Regions from separate parts of the Mus musculus genome. Here region 2 is linked to region 1. Evidence: chromatin contacts called from ENCODE Hi-C or POLR2A ChIA-PET data. All regions are on one chromosome and are shown on one strand. The core of a region is the stretch at or near the end of the contact, and the rest is flanking DNA. Distances in the headings are between cores, read along the strand shown. Region 1 holds the start of Maml3 (mastermind like transcriptional coactivator 3). Region 2 holds the start of Mgst2 (microsomal glutathione S-transferase 2).

Evidence for each region. Hi-C counts contacts between places; a loop is a spot of excess contacts on that map. ChIA-PET counts read pairs that join two places held with the same protein, here RNA polymerase II (POLR2A).
Region 2: a map of v-Abl transformed pro-B cells shows a loop between it and region 1 (2.2-fold over the local background). The contact joins the promoter of Mgst2 here to the promoter of Maml3 in region 1. A Hi-C loop is called at or near these places in 2 of 37 maps with a recorded cell type or tissue (both v-Abl transformed pro-B cells). POLR2A ChIA-PET finds 5 or more read pairs at or near these places in 1 of 5 experiments (Patski).

Annotation. Positions count from the first base shown.
Region 1 is chr3:52,100,474-52,107,476 of GRCm38, reverse strand. Maml3 (mastermind like transcriptional coactivator 3) reads left to right here and starts at 2,471. Exons shown (of 5, transcript NM_001004176.2): 1 at 2,471-3,798. The coding sequence starts at 3,334.
Region 2 is chr3:51,656,621-51,663,623 of GRCm38, reverse strand. It overlaps Mgst2 (microsomal glutathione S-transferase 2), which reads right to left and starts at 2,445. Exons shown (of 5, transcript NM_174995.3): 1 at 2,318-2,445. The coding sequence starts at 2,375.

The DNA of each region.
Region 1 (7,003 bases), core at 1,222-3,721:
CCCCTCAGATTAGTTTTCTGGCTGTCACTGAGGAGCACTAATGATTCGGGAGTTTGTACATCGATTAGATGGATTTCAAAAAAGGAAGGCAACTTTAACAAGAGACCCTCTCCTATTAGGTTTTCCCTCTTATAGCCTTTCACCAAGATAAATAATTTGTTCCCCCTTTTCAAAGCCAAATAATTCAGTGGGTATTAAAGATACAGCTCACCATATAGACCCAATTAAATGAAGAGAACTATAGCTACAGATATCTGATACTATGAGGTTAGAAACAGCATCGCTACTAAACAGTAAAGCCAAGAAATGAAGAGGCTTCTTCATGACTAATGCATAAGTGCTCCTTAAGCAGGAAGGTAAATTACTCAAAACAGCTTCAGGAAGTCCCTGAAACTGACCAGATTCACTAGGCTCCTCTCAGCCAGAGTAAATGATAGAAGCTAAGAGTTGCTCTCAGACTTGGGAAAGAAACTGTTAAAAAAAAAAAAAAAAAAAAAACCCAACTCACAAAAACAAAAACACTCAGACAAGCCAAGCTGCAAAGAAGACTGGGATCAGATCAGCTACTCAGAAGCTGCAGAAACCAGCCAAGCTACCTGGAAGAGGTTTAGGTCAACTGAGGCACCTCCAGGAAAGGACCCAGTCCAGCCTGTTGAGTTGCCTGTAGGCTGTGCAGTGTGCTCCGGGTTTCCAGCTCTTGTGAGCTGTCCCCAGGCTGTGGTGGGCTGTGGTGAGGCAGCTGTCTTTGAGTAATTTCTGCTCCAGTAAGGAACCCCTCACCCATATTCCTGTAAGTAACACCAATGAAACTCATTGGTTCTTTAAGTTGGACCTTTGATGGCATCTGTTCTCTGGTCTGTGGTGGGTTCTCTGTCTGGAATGAGTAGGTGTGTGTATCGCACCTCCCCGGGAAAAGTTTTGTCATACAAAAAACAAGGCCCAGCCTTCTTTTATTCCTGGGTACTTTAGAAAACAGGGCTGTGTTTTTACCCCCTCCCCCCCCCAAATCCATTCAAAAAGCCGTTTCATGAACACCCCACCATCGAGGTCTGTAGCCCAGGGACCCCAGAAGTGCTAGCAATTTCTGCCTTTTCATTTTTGCAGACGTCTCTGGGCAATGGTGTAAGACTGAGCCAAGGGTGTTTGAACTTTCTTGTCAGATGTTCTACTCAGTGTCTGGGTAGATAATGTGTGATAATAATTAACAAAACCTGAGATTACTTCTCTGCAGCTACTCCATTTCAATCGTGCTATTGTGAATGTGAATCCATTGAAATAAAAAAATATATCTAGTGGTAAGCTAAGCCTGCCCCCCACACACTTTTTGGCTTGTTTTTGTTTTGGTCACAACAAACTGTGAAATGCTGTGTTTTTTTTTTCTTTCTTTCTTTCTATAGTTCTAAAGCATGAAATCTGCAATCTTTCCACTTGATTTAGGCAGGACCCTTAATTGCTGCCGTCATTAGCACCTAGTGTTCAAAACAGTCTGTTTAAATGTACTGTTAGTCTCACCTCCAAGTCCCTGCTTGCTTGGTTTTATTTTTTTTCAAGGATAAATAAAACAATAATCGTCATAATAACCACAGTCGTTATGTACAGAGAAATAAATAATATCCCAAGGTTTTGTTTTGTTTTGACTGCTTAGTTCTGTTCATTGAGGAATGGGTACTTTGATGAAATTTCCAGGAGGTAAAGGTGACTGACTGCCCCAGATCTTGACAACCTTGGTTCAAACTCAAGTACCCACCTTAGAGGACTCCACAAAGCTGTCTTCTGACTTCTAAGCGTGCGTGGGGTGTGGCACTAGGCACTTCTTCCCAATAAACAAATAAACGTAAGGAAAAAAAATTATTTGAGTTAAAGAGGGTCCTAGAGTTTGAGCAAGAGTTCACTAGCAGGGTCTTCTCTGGGCCTTGAAAACAAGCCACTCGTTTGCCTATTTCATTTCACATGGGTGGGGATGACAGCTGCTGGGAAGCTGCACTGTTTCTGCCTGGTCATGCACATTTCTGCAATATAATGCATAAATGTATAACAACAACTTGGGCTCGCTGGATACCTCGCTGGGCAGAAGGAAACACAGCCAGCCTGGCGCGTCCCCGCGCACTCGCGCGCGCGCACACACACATACACGCGCGCCGCGCGCTCACTTACACACACACACACACACACACACACACACACACACACACACACACACACACACACACACGGGTCAAAAGGTGATCCACTCCTAAGATTCCCCCCAATCTTTGTTTTCCCCCCTCTTCCTGGCAGGTCGGGGCTTCCCAGCCTGGGGAGCAGCTGGATTGGGGAAGGGGAGGGGGTGGGGGGGCAAGGGAGGCGGGAGTCAGGTCGGTGCGCGCCGCGCCCGCTCCCGCCAGGGGAGAGTCCGGGCCGGGTTTTGCACCGGGTCCCCGGGCTTGTCTCACGGCCTCCAGCCGCCGCCGCTGCCGTGTTTACTGAGCTCGCGCGTCCTGATATCACTCCGCTGGCATGGAGGAGGAGGAGGAGGTGGAGGAGCGCGAGGAGGAGGAGGAGGCGGCGGCGGCGGCGAGCAGTTGATCATTGTGATGGTGGCGGAGGCGGCGGCGGCAGCGGCAGCCTGGCCGAGCATTAGTGGCTGCTCTCCGCGCGGCGTTTCGCAAAGGACTCCAGCGATCTACTTTTGCAGTCGCCTCGGACTGTCCATGTGTTTACTTGCCCAGCCCGAGGACTCGATGTCTAGGCTCCTGTGAAATGCAACTGAGCAGCCAAAGTACTTTGAGAACACGGGGCGGCATAAACACCAAAACTTTTTTGTGGAAGGAAAATGCAATAAGCAAGCTCGCCGTTTTCCGATGCGGCGTGGAGTGAGTGTGTGTCGCGCGTGTCCGCACTGGAGGCACACGCTCGTGTGTGTACATGGGGTGTGTTTTTCGGTACGTAGGGAGAAAATGCTTGCCAACCACCGGAAACCTCCTGGAATTTATTAGAAAATAATGGATTATTAAAAGGAGGCAGGCGAGGAGCGGATCTCCCCTTGAGTTGCAAGCCGATCTGCTGCCGGCTCAGTTTGTTGGGATTCTATTTGTTGATAGGTGTCTGATGGTATTCTGATAACACCCCCTTTTTTTCTCCCCTCGATCTTTACAGTTTTTTTAAGGAAAAAAAACACCCCAAAATCTCTTCCCCCTTTTTTCACCCCGTGGGGATCGCTGTTTTTTCATCCATGTGCTTGCGTCTCCCCCGCGTTCCACTTAAACTATTTTAATCCTTGGACCCAAGGAGAAGGCTGATAGGGGGTGGATTAAAAAAAAAAGTTCTTCCAAAATAGTGTGCCCCGGGAGCAGGATGGGGGATTTCGCAGCCCCCGCTGCCGCCGCGAATGGTAGTAGTATCTGCATCAACAGCAGCCTGAGCAGCAGCCTCGGCGGGGCCGGGATCGGCGTGAATACTCCCAATAGCACTCCGGTTGCTCCGAGTGGCAATCACCCCGCTGCCGGCGGCTGCGGCGGCTCCGGGGGCCCCGGCGGCAGCTCGGCGGCCGTCCCCAAGCACAGCACGGTAGTCGAGCGGCTCCGCCAGCGCATCGAGGGCTGCCGGCGGCACCACGTCAACTGCGAGAACAGGTATCAGCAGGCTCAGGTGGAGCAGCTGGAGCTGGAGCGCCGGGACACCGTGAGCCTCTATCAGAGGACCCTGGAGCAGAGAGCCAAGAAATCGGGCGCCGGCAGCGGCAAGCAGCAGCACCCGAGTAAAACCCAGCAAGATGCGGAGGCTGCCTCAGCCGAGCAGAGGAACCATACGCTGATCATGGTGAGGGCTCACTGGGGTGCGCGTTGGGGTCGGGGGCGTGGAGTTCCTGGCTTGGGGGCTGTGAGGGTCTGATTTGCACCGAGGGATGAGGTGGGATGGAGACGAAGGGTTAACGTCAACTTTTCTCAGGGTAAACGCTTTCGCCGCCGCCGCTACCTGTTAATCTGTCAGGGTTGTCAGATTTGGGGAGGAAGGGATGAGAGGGAGAGAAGCCAGTCACGACTCCAAGGGGAGGAGGGAGCTTTAGTGCCAGAGTGAGGTGCAGGAAAAGTTTCCCCCTCCTTGTCTTAGAAATCGATGCGAACCAGAGTGAACCCAGGAGTAGAAACCACGCTGCTCCTCTCCGCGCCCCGCCTTCACCTTTCTCTGTACCACCGCGCCTCCCCAGATAGGTCCCCTTTCGCCCACCCCTCTCATCACATCCGCCGGGTGCAGGGAGAAATTGATGCTGTCGCACATTCTGAGTGGGCGCCAGGCCCTGAACCCTTAGGAGGGGAAGGAAGAGTCCCTGACTTCCTCTCCTTTGGGCTTGGGAAAGTCTGAGAGTTTTGTGAATGAACTTTGAAGTGGGTGAGAAGCGAGTGAGGGTGGCTGCGCGCGCGTACTCGTGGGGGCGCGCGCGGATGCCGGGCGCGCGAGCGCTGCGCTCGTCGCTCTAGACCCGCGGCTGTGGCAGGGCAGGTGGGGCAGCTGCGAGGGGGTCGAGAAGGAGGCGGGGGCGCAGGGGAGCCAGAGCTGTGCTCTGACCCTGCCTTAAGGCTTAGGCTTGCTCCCTATCCTCTTCTCCAACTTGCCCCCACCTCGCACTTCACCAACTTTCCGGCGACGGGTAACGAGCCCGGAGGAGTGGAGGAAAGCAGGGAGGAGAAAGGCTTAAATGGCCGGGTGGGTGGGTTCGCGGGAGGATGCGCAGCCAATGGCTTAAGTGCTAGGAGGAGGAAGGGGCCGATCCCACCCCTAACCCCGAGGGTGGAATCCTTTCTCTTATCTCCTCTCTAGGGTTCTCTAGCTTTCTTCTCTGGGAGAGGAGGAGGGGGGAGGCCGGAAGCTTGGGAAAGGTGTGTGCACTCCCTCCCCCACCGTGTCGCTAGGTTCGGGGCCCCGGTAATAGCTTTCTCCACGGAGCGCGCTCGCTCTCCCCACCGTGCCTTCACCGGCTGCACGGAACCCGGTGCCGGCCGCCCTCTCCCGAGTGCTTTCTGTTGCGACGCGCACGTTCCGGATCTCGGAGCGCCAGGGGTGGTGCCAGTGTCGCCGGGCGCTCGGGAGGGCGGGCGGTGACAAAGAGCCGGTGTGGGGGAGGGGAAGGCCTCAGAGCTGGCTCGCTCCCGCCCCCCACCCCGCACGTGAAGAGGAACAATTTGTTTATCTTGGGCTTCAAGAATCCTTCCCTCCTCTCTGCTCTCCTTGGCCCCTCCTCCCTGCCCTCCCTCTTCAGTGCGCTCCCGCCCAGTCCCGCCGGCAGCGCCCTCCTCCTCCCCTCTCTCCCTCGCGTGCTTCCCTCTCCACCCCCCACCCCCCCCCCCCGGGCCCTCCTTCCCCTCCCTTTTGGAACGCGGCCGTGGGGGAGGGAGCGGGAGGCGCTTTGTCCGCCTGGCGGCCCTGCGCAGTCCCCGGGACCGCCCAGTGCCTCCGGCCCTGCCCCCTCCGCCGCCCCAGGCCACCAGCGCGGTGGGAGGAAGAACCCGGGTCCCAGAGTCTTCTAGGGAGCTTCTGTCTTAAAAAACAGGAAGCTCTAAACCACGCACACACTGGCTTTTTCCTGATTGTACCCTGAGCTGGGACGAGATCGGGGTCTTGACTGTAGCTGGGGGACCTAGGTGTCATCTGTGTCTCTCGCAGTCCCCTAGTCCCCCTCCCTGCCCTCACTCTCAGTCATGGGAGATAGCGAACCTGAGGCTGTAGTAGAATAAGCCAGGCATCAAGGATTCCATTCTTGCCCGCCCCTCAACCCCCTTTAATGTTCACACACCTTCTGTTCCCAATTGCATCAAAATGGACTTTTTGCGTGAGATCCAAAATTCCCGTCTTCTGATACAGTTTACGACCTTTGGGGATGGATGCTGGGGGCGGGGTACTGAACGACTGTGGAACAAAAGCCACTATCTTTTTTTAGAGACCTGGTTCGAAGGCAAAAGGAGTAGAGTCAGGAGCCAAAAAGTTTTTTCTCTGGGCTCTGTACTCCCTTAACCACCTTTAGGTTGTGGAAGGAAGACAGGGGTGGGGGGCGCCTCTGTGCTAAGACACCCGCAGGTACAGCCAGCCTGTATTCTGAGAATTCCTAGGAGGGAGCTCGCCCAAGACAGTGGTTAACTTCAAAATGAAAATATAATGCTTATTTGAATAGATGAAGACAACAGCTATAAATTTCTCAATGAATTCTACTTCGGCAAGTTAATAACAAACTTGAAAAACGATTGCCTGAAAATCAATTTTTTTCTACCAGTTTTCAATAATTTAGCTTATTGACTTATAGAAATACCAAACCCGTGTGCAAAACAGTATATTCTAGCTTCTGCCGAATCACAGGCACCTCACAGATGCCAGTGTGAAGAATGTGTGACGCGTGGGATGAAAATAAACCGTTTCAATCCTAAGCAAAGACGTGTGTGTAGAGTCTGTGTACAGAGACAGAAATTAACATAGCCATCCTTTATGGGTTACATTTTCCTGGAAAATAATTAGTTTCAGAATTCACATCCGCCTCTGGGATGGAAGACTACTTTAAGCTTATCCTATGTATGAGATTAAAAAAAAAAAACTTCAAGATGGGTTACTAAGAAAATGTTCCTCTTCATTTTCTTGAATTGACTGCTGGATTATAGTGGTACTCTGTTGGGGCACAAAGCAATTAAATTTAGTTCTCAGATTGGACTCACTATTTGGAAAGCCCTAAAGAAAAACGGTGATCAGCCACAGCCAAACAACAGTGATGATAAAAATAAAATCGAAAAGGATTCTTTTCTGTTTTATTGCTATTGTTCACCTTCTTAGGACCAATATGTCCAAAGTACTAAATATCGATTGGCTCCTTCTGCCTGGCTTGGGTTAAGAGGACAATCTAATGAGGGCGTTGCTTCTTTGGCTTTGCTTTTCTGTCTTACACATTTACAAGCATAGGCATGAAAGACAGACAACACAAACTAGCAAGCCAAAAGCAACGGGAGGTGGGGAGCAAGTAGTCTTGCCCAGTCCCTGTTTTAGG
Region 2 (7,003 bases), core at 1,196-3,695, 440 kb after region 1:
TTGCTTGGGAGTTAAACAACAGGAGTGAACATACTAAGTATGCAATGCTTAGGGATAAAGTGAGCTGAAAGAGAGGGATGGGTACTCTCCAACCCTCCACTATGCCGTTACCGGGCAAAAGAATTGTGGACAAGCCAGCAGCTCACAGGACCAACTAGGACCAGAAGAAGGGGGCCCTGTCTATTATGGAGAATTTGGAACTTGGCCTTTCTGGCCTCCAACACCCCCACCCCTGTACTGTTACCATTTCTCCTAATTTGCTTCCTAGCCCTGGAGGAACCACCCAGGGACGGAAACAATGAAGGCTGTGTGCTCCGGGTTGACCAATGTGCAGTAGTAGCACAAGAACACGGGGCTTCTGAAGGGTTTGAGAATGAGCAAACGTTCTAATAGGAGTTCTGTTTCTCTCGAGTCTGTGGACTGCAGCCAGTACGCACCTGTCTGCCACACCAGTCAAAGTACGGACCTAGCTCAGGAAATATGCCAGGAACATCCACAATGGGAAGGAACATTTGTGCTTGGGGTCAGGTTCTGGAGTAAAAGCCCCAATCTATCCTCTGAGCTCTGCCTCAGGAAGAACACACGGGCAAATGGCATGCAGTAACCATGGACAAGCTATTCCATCCCTTCTGTGGAAAGACTGAATTTCTCTTACCTTTCCTCTTTCCTGGGGCTGGGGGGATGTTTGTGTGCTAGGGACAGTACAAGGGGATACTTCCTCCACCACCGAGGACCACTCAATCACAGAGCCTTCCCCCGGGGAAGCCACTTCTCTATTTGGCAGCTTCTCTGTGCAGATAAGAAGTTTAGGAGGGGAACAGTGGTAAGGACCTATTCTGGGCCAGTCACCACGGAGGTACTTCCTACTCAGGATCCTGTTTAACTTTCTGTGCTGAGGAGATGGAAAAGCAGAAAATCCTGGCCTGGAGCAGTCAGCTTCCGGAAGGCTGAACCACACAGGTCCGGGTGCACTTCCGGAAAGGTGGACTACACAGATCTTGGTGGGTCTGTCTTAAAAGCCTGAATGAATTAGGTGTCCTAATTCTGTGAACAACAAACTTCTGTTGAAGTGGCTGGCTAAACAGTATCTCTCTGTCTCTTTGTCTCCGTGTCTCTCTCTCTCTCTCTCTCTCTCTCTCCCTCTCTCTCTCTGCGATCCACCCCCAACAATTAAACTTTTTTTTTCTGCCACAAACATCATTTTTCTGGTCTCTTCTCTTCCTGTTCTCGTCTTCCATCACCATCGAACTGCCTCATGCCTGGTCCCAGCACACAGTGTCCTCAGCATGAGTCAACACACAAAAGGCTCTCTGTGGGGATAGAGTCTCTGTGGGAAGGGACATGTAGCCCTTGTCCCTGTTGCCCCCCCTTGTAACTGCAAGACCAAGGTACACTGTTTGCTTAGACCCAAATTCTCCAGGGGTTGGTAGCAAATTCCTGCTCTAGTCCACAAAAGCACAGTTTCCCTTATCCACAAAGCAGACTGGCTAGGCTAGCCACTGCGCGAGTGCGGAGACCCTGCTCTCCCACTAAACAGAGCAGTCATTTCCTCCCGGCGGTGTGCAGCCTGCACTATCCCCAGCTCTCAACCCAGGTATCTGGAAGATGCACCCCAGAAAGAATAAACAGGCATTCTTGGTAAGCAACTGTTCACTAAGCATGGAAGGAAGGTAGCATGAGTTGAGGAACTTCGCTCCTGGGCAGACAGAGTCTCCATTTATCCAGGCCGAGGTGGATGTGAAGTCATCCTAGTGGAGATATCTTGTAATATTTAGAATTCATTATGTAATCTAAACTGCATATTTCTGCAGAACTTTACCCTGGTGATCAAATCTGCCATGGGCAATTTTTCTTAAAGACAAAACAAAACGAAACAAAAATGCTTTAAATGTTTACAACCAACTTTAGAGACAGGAATAGTTTCCTGGTGAACATGCCTAACGGCTGTCTGTGCTCTCCATTTTTATGTGCTCACGGCCCTGCCTGAGACTCCTGGGGCTCCCGGCACTGAGATATGAACTGTCACCATAAATGATAGAGTCACTGGGCTCAGAGGCCCACAACATCCCAGAGAGAACATCCTCAAATTCTACCCATCTCGGGGAAGGAGTGGGCAAGCCACTCTGAGCAACTGTCTGCTGGGCACCCAGAACTACCAACAAAATGCAGGCATGAAACCTAAACACTGAAGCAATCTCTCTCTCTCTCTCTCTCTCTCTCTCTCTCTCTCTCTCTCTCTCTCACACACACACACACACACACACACACGTGTGCACACACATACACCCGTGCACACACACAGCTCCAGTGTTCTTACTTTGCTGACAGGCAGAGAGAAGAGAGACTGCAGCCAGCAGGCTTGAATCCCCGGCCATCTTTCTTTCACTCTCTGATCTCTTTCACAGAACTGTTTGTAGGAAGTCAGATGAAGAGCATAGGTGCTTTAGGACCCTGAGGGGCTGGTCTTCTCCTTTATAAAGGCAACAGAGTTGAGTCAACAGGATTGGGAAAGAAAAAAAAAGCAGGATTCAAGGTTGAGTAACAACCTTTGCACTGGAAGAGAAAACCACAGAAGCAGGCAAGGCTGGGCTGCTGGCACAGAACCATATCTGTTTCTTTCTGAACACACCCCAGACACACACCCTACACAGACACACACCCTACACAGACACACACCTTACACACACTTCCTACACAGACTCACACCCTACACAGACACACACCCTACACAGACATACAGATACACAAACACACCAGCTCGCCCTGCGGTGAGCCTTCCAGCCTCAGAGCCTGGGCTACTCTATTTTCTCTGCCTCTTCACCAGCTCTTTGGCCCTTCACTCTGCCCAAAACCTTTCTGAGATCTCTCTAATTCCTAGTGTGAAGTTCTTATGCTAATTTCATATCTATGCTAAGATGACTTGATTCACCTAGTAAATTGAAGATCTAGGATTAAGTGTTCTTGTGTACACACACACACACACACACACACACACACACACACACAAAGACTCCAGATTGACCCTCTTGAGCTGCCTACTGAGTTACTGTCTTTTTTTTTTTTTACCAAATACACACACACACCCCGATCTCTCCCAATTCCTCAACTCCAGCTCCTAAGAGACAAATTAAAAATAAATAAAAGCCTGAAGCCTACGCACCTGCTCTGCCTTATTAGTCATTTTTTGACGCTCTCTTTCACTGGGGACGTGGGGCCTCTGGTCCTCGAGCATCTGTAGTTCCTGCTCTAGGGTCCTGAGGTGTTTAACCACATCTACAGGGTGGAGCAAAGTTCAATGCAAAGGGTCTGAGAGACACCATCTGCCCTGGGGGGCTGGGCCCGAGCCTGGTGATGATGCATAGCTGTCTGGGTGGAGAAGATCATGTTTGCCCAGGAGGCCATGCCTGTCCATGCTAGATTCCTCAGGTGGCTTAAAGATGCCCTTGACCTTGTACCAACAGGGTACTAAGGCTCCCCAGTGTCAATCTTGTCATGCCCCTGTCCCCAACTCACCAGAAACCTTTTGCATCTCTTTTGAGGCAGATTAATCCTGCCATAAATAGGTACTACCTCTAGAAAGGTAGAAGATCACAGCTGGTTGTCTCCTCAGGGCTTCACTCAGGGACATTACTGACCTTCTGCAGAGACAAAATTTGTATGTGATCCTACCATGAGAATATTGCTGTGGAAGCAACAAAAGCCTACAAAACTAGGCTTTGTTTTATTTTTTAAATATATATTGTTGTATGTATATTATCTGAACCAACAGATATAACAGTGAGGCACTGAGTGGAAGGACCAGGGATAAGAAAGACCAAAGCTGGGCCAGGGAGGTCTGTACCGGCTGGTCACTTATGCCAAGCCAGTTTATTAAGAATCATGGCATGATAAAAGCCTGTCTTCAGGGAGAGTAATGGCCAAGGCCAGCAGAGAGCTAAGTCAGACAATGTCAGCAAAGAGAACACAGACTACCTCAGACACGGTTGTTTTAGGACTGCTAACCATAGCCCAGAGTGGAGTCAGGTCCCAGAAGCCACCACCTTGACTCCTTCAGAGCACTGGCTCCGGGATGAGGCAGGCTTTGCCATTCTGAACAAGGACACAGAACTAATGTTCCTTTCGTCCTTTTCATCCGGACCTTGAAGTCTTGGATTAGTCTACTTTGTGTGTGTGTGTATTTGCACACATGCATGTGTGTGGTATGTGTACACATATATGTGTGTACAGGTATGTGTGTGTACAGGTATATGTGTGTACAGGTATGTGTGGACAAGTGTGTGTACAGGCATGTATGTATATACATATGTGTATATGTATGTGCATATATGTGTGTGTGCAGGTATGTGTGTGTACATGTATGTGAATATATACAGGTATGGGTGTGGTGTGTATACATGTATATGTATGTACAAGTATGTGTGTGTGCAGGTATGTGTGTATATAAGTATGTATGTGTATACAGGTGTGTGTATAGGTATATGTGTGTTTTGGTTATATATTACAGGTATGTGTGTGTACAGGTGTGTGTGCAGGTATGTGTGTGTTCAGGTGTATGTGTGTACAGGTATGCATATGTGTACATGTATGTGTGTATAGGTATGTATGTATACAGGTATGTGTGTGTTCAGTTGTACATATACATGTCTGTATACATATTGTGTACAGGCATGTATATGTACAGGTATGTGTGTGTGCAGGTATGTGTGCATGAATGTGTACAGCTATGTGTATGTAGAGGTATGTGTGTGGACAGGCATGTGTATGGACCAGTATGTGTGGGCCACACCCCACATGTGGAGATCACAGCTGGTTGTCTCCTCCCACCGTAGAGTACGGGAAGTGAGCTTGGGTCTTCAGGCTTGAACTAGAAGCACCTTTCCCTACTGAGTCCCAGAGGTTTGCTGTAACATCCCCTGCACTGAAGAAAAGACATTTCTCCGAAAGACACATCAACTCTTATAATGTCCCTCTTTTCTCTTTACCTTCCTCAGCACTAGGGATTAAATCCAGGGCCTTCGACATGCCAGCCACACACTACAGAACAGCAACTAGGGCCTGTGATAGCCACACACCACTGAGAGGCACTGAGAAATCCACCACTGGACTTCTCCTCGTAGCTATCTAAGAAGAAGGATCTAAGATAACTAGATCGTATCTAAGATCTAAGCAACATGTTCACAGGAGTAGGTAAGTATACTTAGAGTGTGTCATCTGAGACACTGCTAAGGGCTCTGTAAGAACTCGGCACATTTCGGTACTGACTGCTTACCAAAGCCACTCTCAGTGAGGCAGGTCAGGGGTTGGTAATGGAAAAATGCTTCTGAACTATGAGGAGGAATTGTTTTTATAAGGTGAAAACATTAACTATAACTATTCTGAAGGCTCTAGACTCAGCACGGGGAATGGAGCTCCATAGAGTAGCACTGCTCAGCACAGACTGAGCCCTGGAATTGCCCCCCATCACTATAAAAGGGGGTTCTGCCTAGGCAGTGTAGTAGAAGAAGTCTCAAAACAAATGTGGTTATTTCTGCACAATTCTGCTAACTGATGTCAAGAAATGATATCTACAATGAAATAAATGTTTTCTCTCAAACATTCTCTATTGCACAACCCCCAGTTGTTCTCTGTCCCACCCTCTCCCTCTCCTCCCTGTCCTTCAAAAATAATAACAGCTTCCAAATGATGACAGCTTGTCCATCATCCTGGAGGGTGCAAGGCACTGTGGCAGAACTCTCCCAGCTGCCAGCATGCTGTGTGGCGGAGGAAGAACAAGACAGAAAATACATCTCCTTCCCGGAGTTGCCCAGAAGTAATTGAGGAAACAGTTCTCTTGATGACCCAAATGGTCTTGATGGAAAAGTGGATCATGGATACTCTCCACACGCCTCAAGTTTACTGCATGATCCTGAGGATGCTCTGGCCAGCTGAAAAACCCCATAGGGGACTAGGCAAGTTTTAAGGAAACACTCATATTAGTGAACAAGGGATTGTATCCATTTCTCATGTACTGCAAAGATCTGGGAAACAGCAACAACAGGGTACAATGTGATGCAATAGGATAGATTGTGTTACAATAGGATGCATTGTTATATAATACGGCACATTGTGATACACTAGGGTACAATGTGATGCAGCAGGATACAATGTGATACAATAAGATACAGTGTGATACAATAGGATGCAATGTGACACAATAGGGTAGAAGATACCATTGCTTGTATAAGTGTTTTCCAAGGGCCAATGTGTTGAAGGTTTGGCCCCTAAAACATTGGAGGTACTGGGCAAATCTTTAACGAGTGGAGTCTAATCTGGAGTTTGTGGCACATGCCTTTACGCCCAGCACTCAGGAGGCAGAGGCAGGCAGATCTCTGAGTTTGAGGCCAGCCTGGTCTACAGAGTGAGTTCTAGAATAACCAGGGCTACACAGAGAAACCCTGTCTAGAGGGTGGGGGGAGAGAAGCATATTGGGAAGAAGTTAGGCCACTGTGAGAGTATCCTTACAAGAGAGATTGAGGCCTTGCCTCCTCCCCTCCCACCCCCCTCCCCCGTTTCCCAGCCACAATGAGACCAACAGGCCTTCCATGTAACATCCTCCTGCTATGAGGCACTGTGCTACCACAGGCCCAAAGCAACAGACCATGAGCCAAAATCCCCTCTTTTCCTTTTAACTGATTTTCTCCTGTGTTCTGTTTCAGTAACAAAAAGCTAAACAACATGGTCTGTCTTTCTTGCCTTTCAGAAATGGAGGCGCTTTGCGCTATCAATCCTATGTGAGGAAAAGCCAACTGAAGAGGACAAAAGCATTTTACCATTTCGAGGAGTCATGTGCCCAAGGCACAGGGCAGATGGCTTCTAGTCATGTTAGAACAAGCCTTGGCAGAAACTTCCCGACATCCAGCACTGGAGTGCCATGCCCAAACCCAAAGATAAAAGAACAAAATGCAAGAAACGGAAGGCGACTCTTTCGAAGTAAGGAAAGGTACCTGACCTATGCTCACAGCCC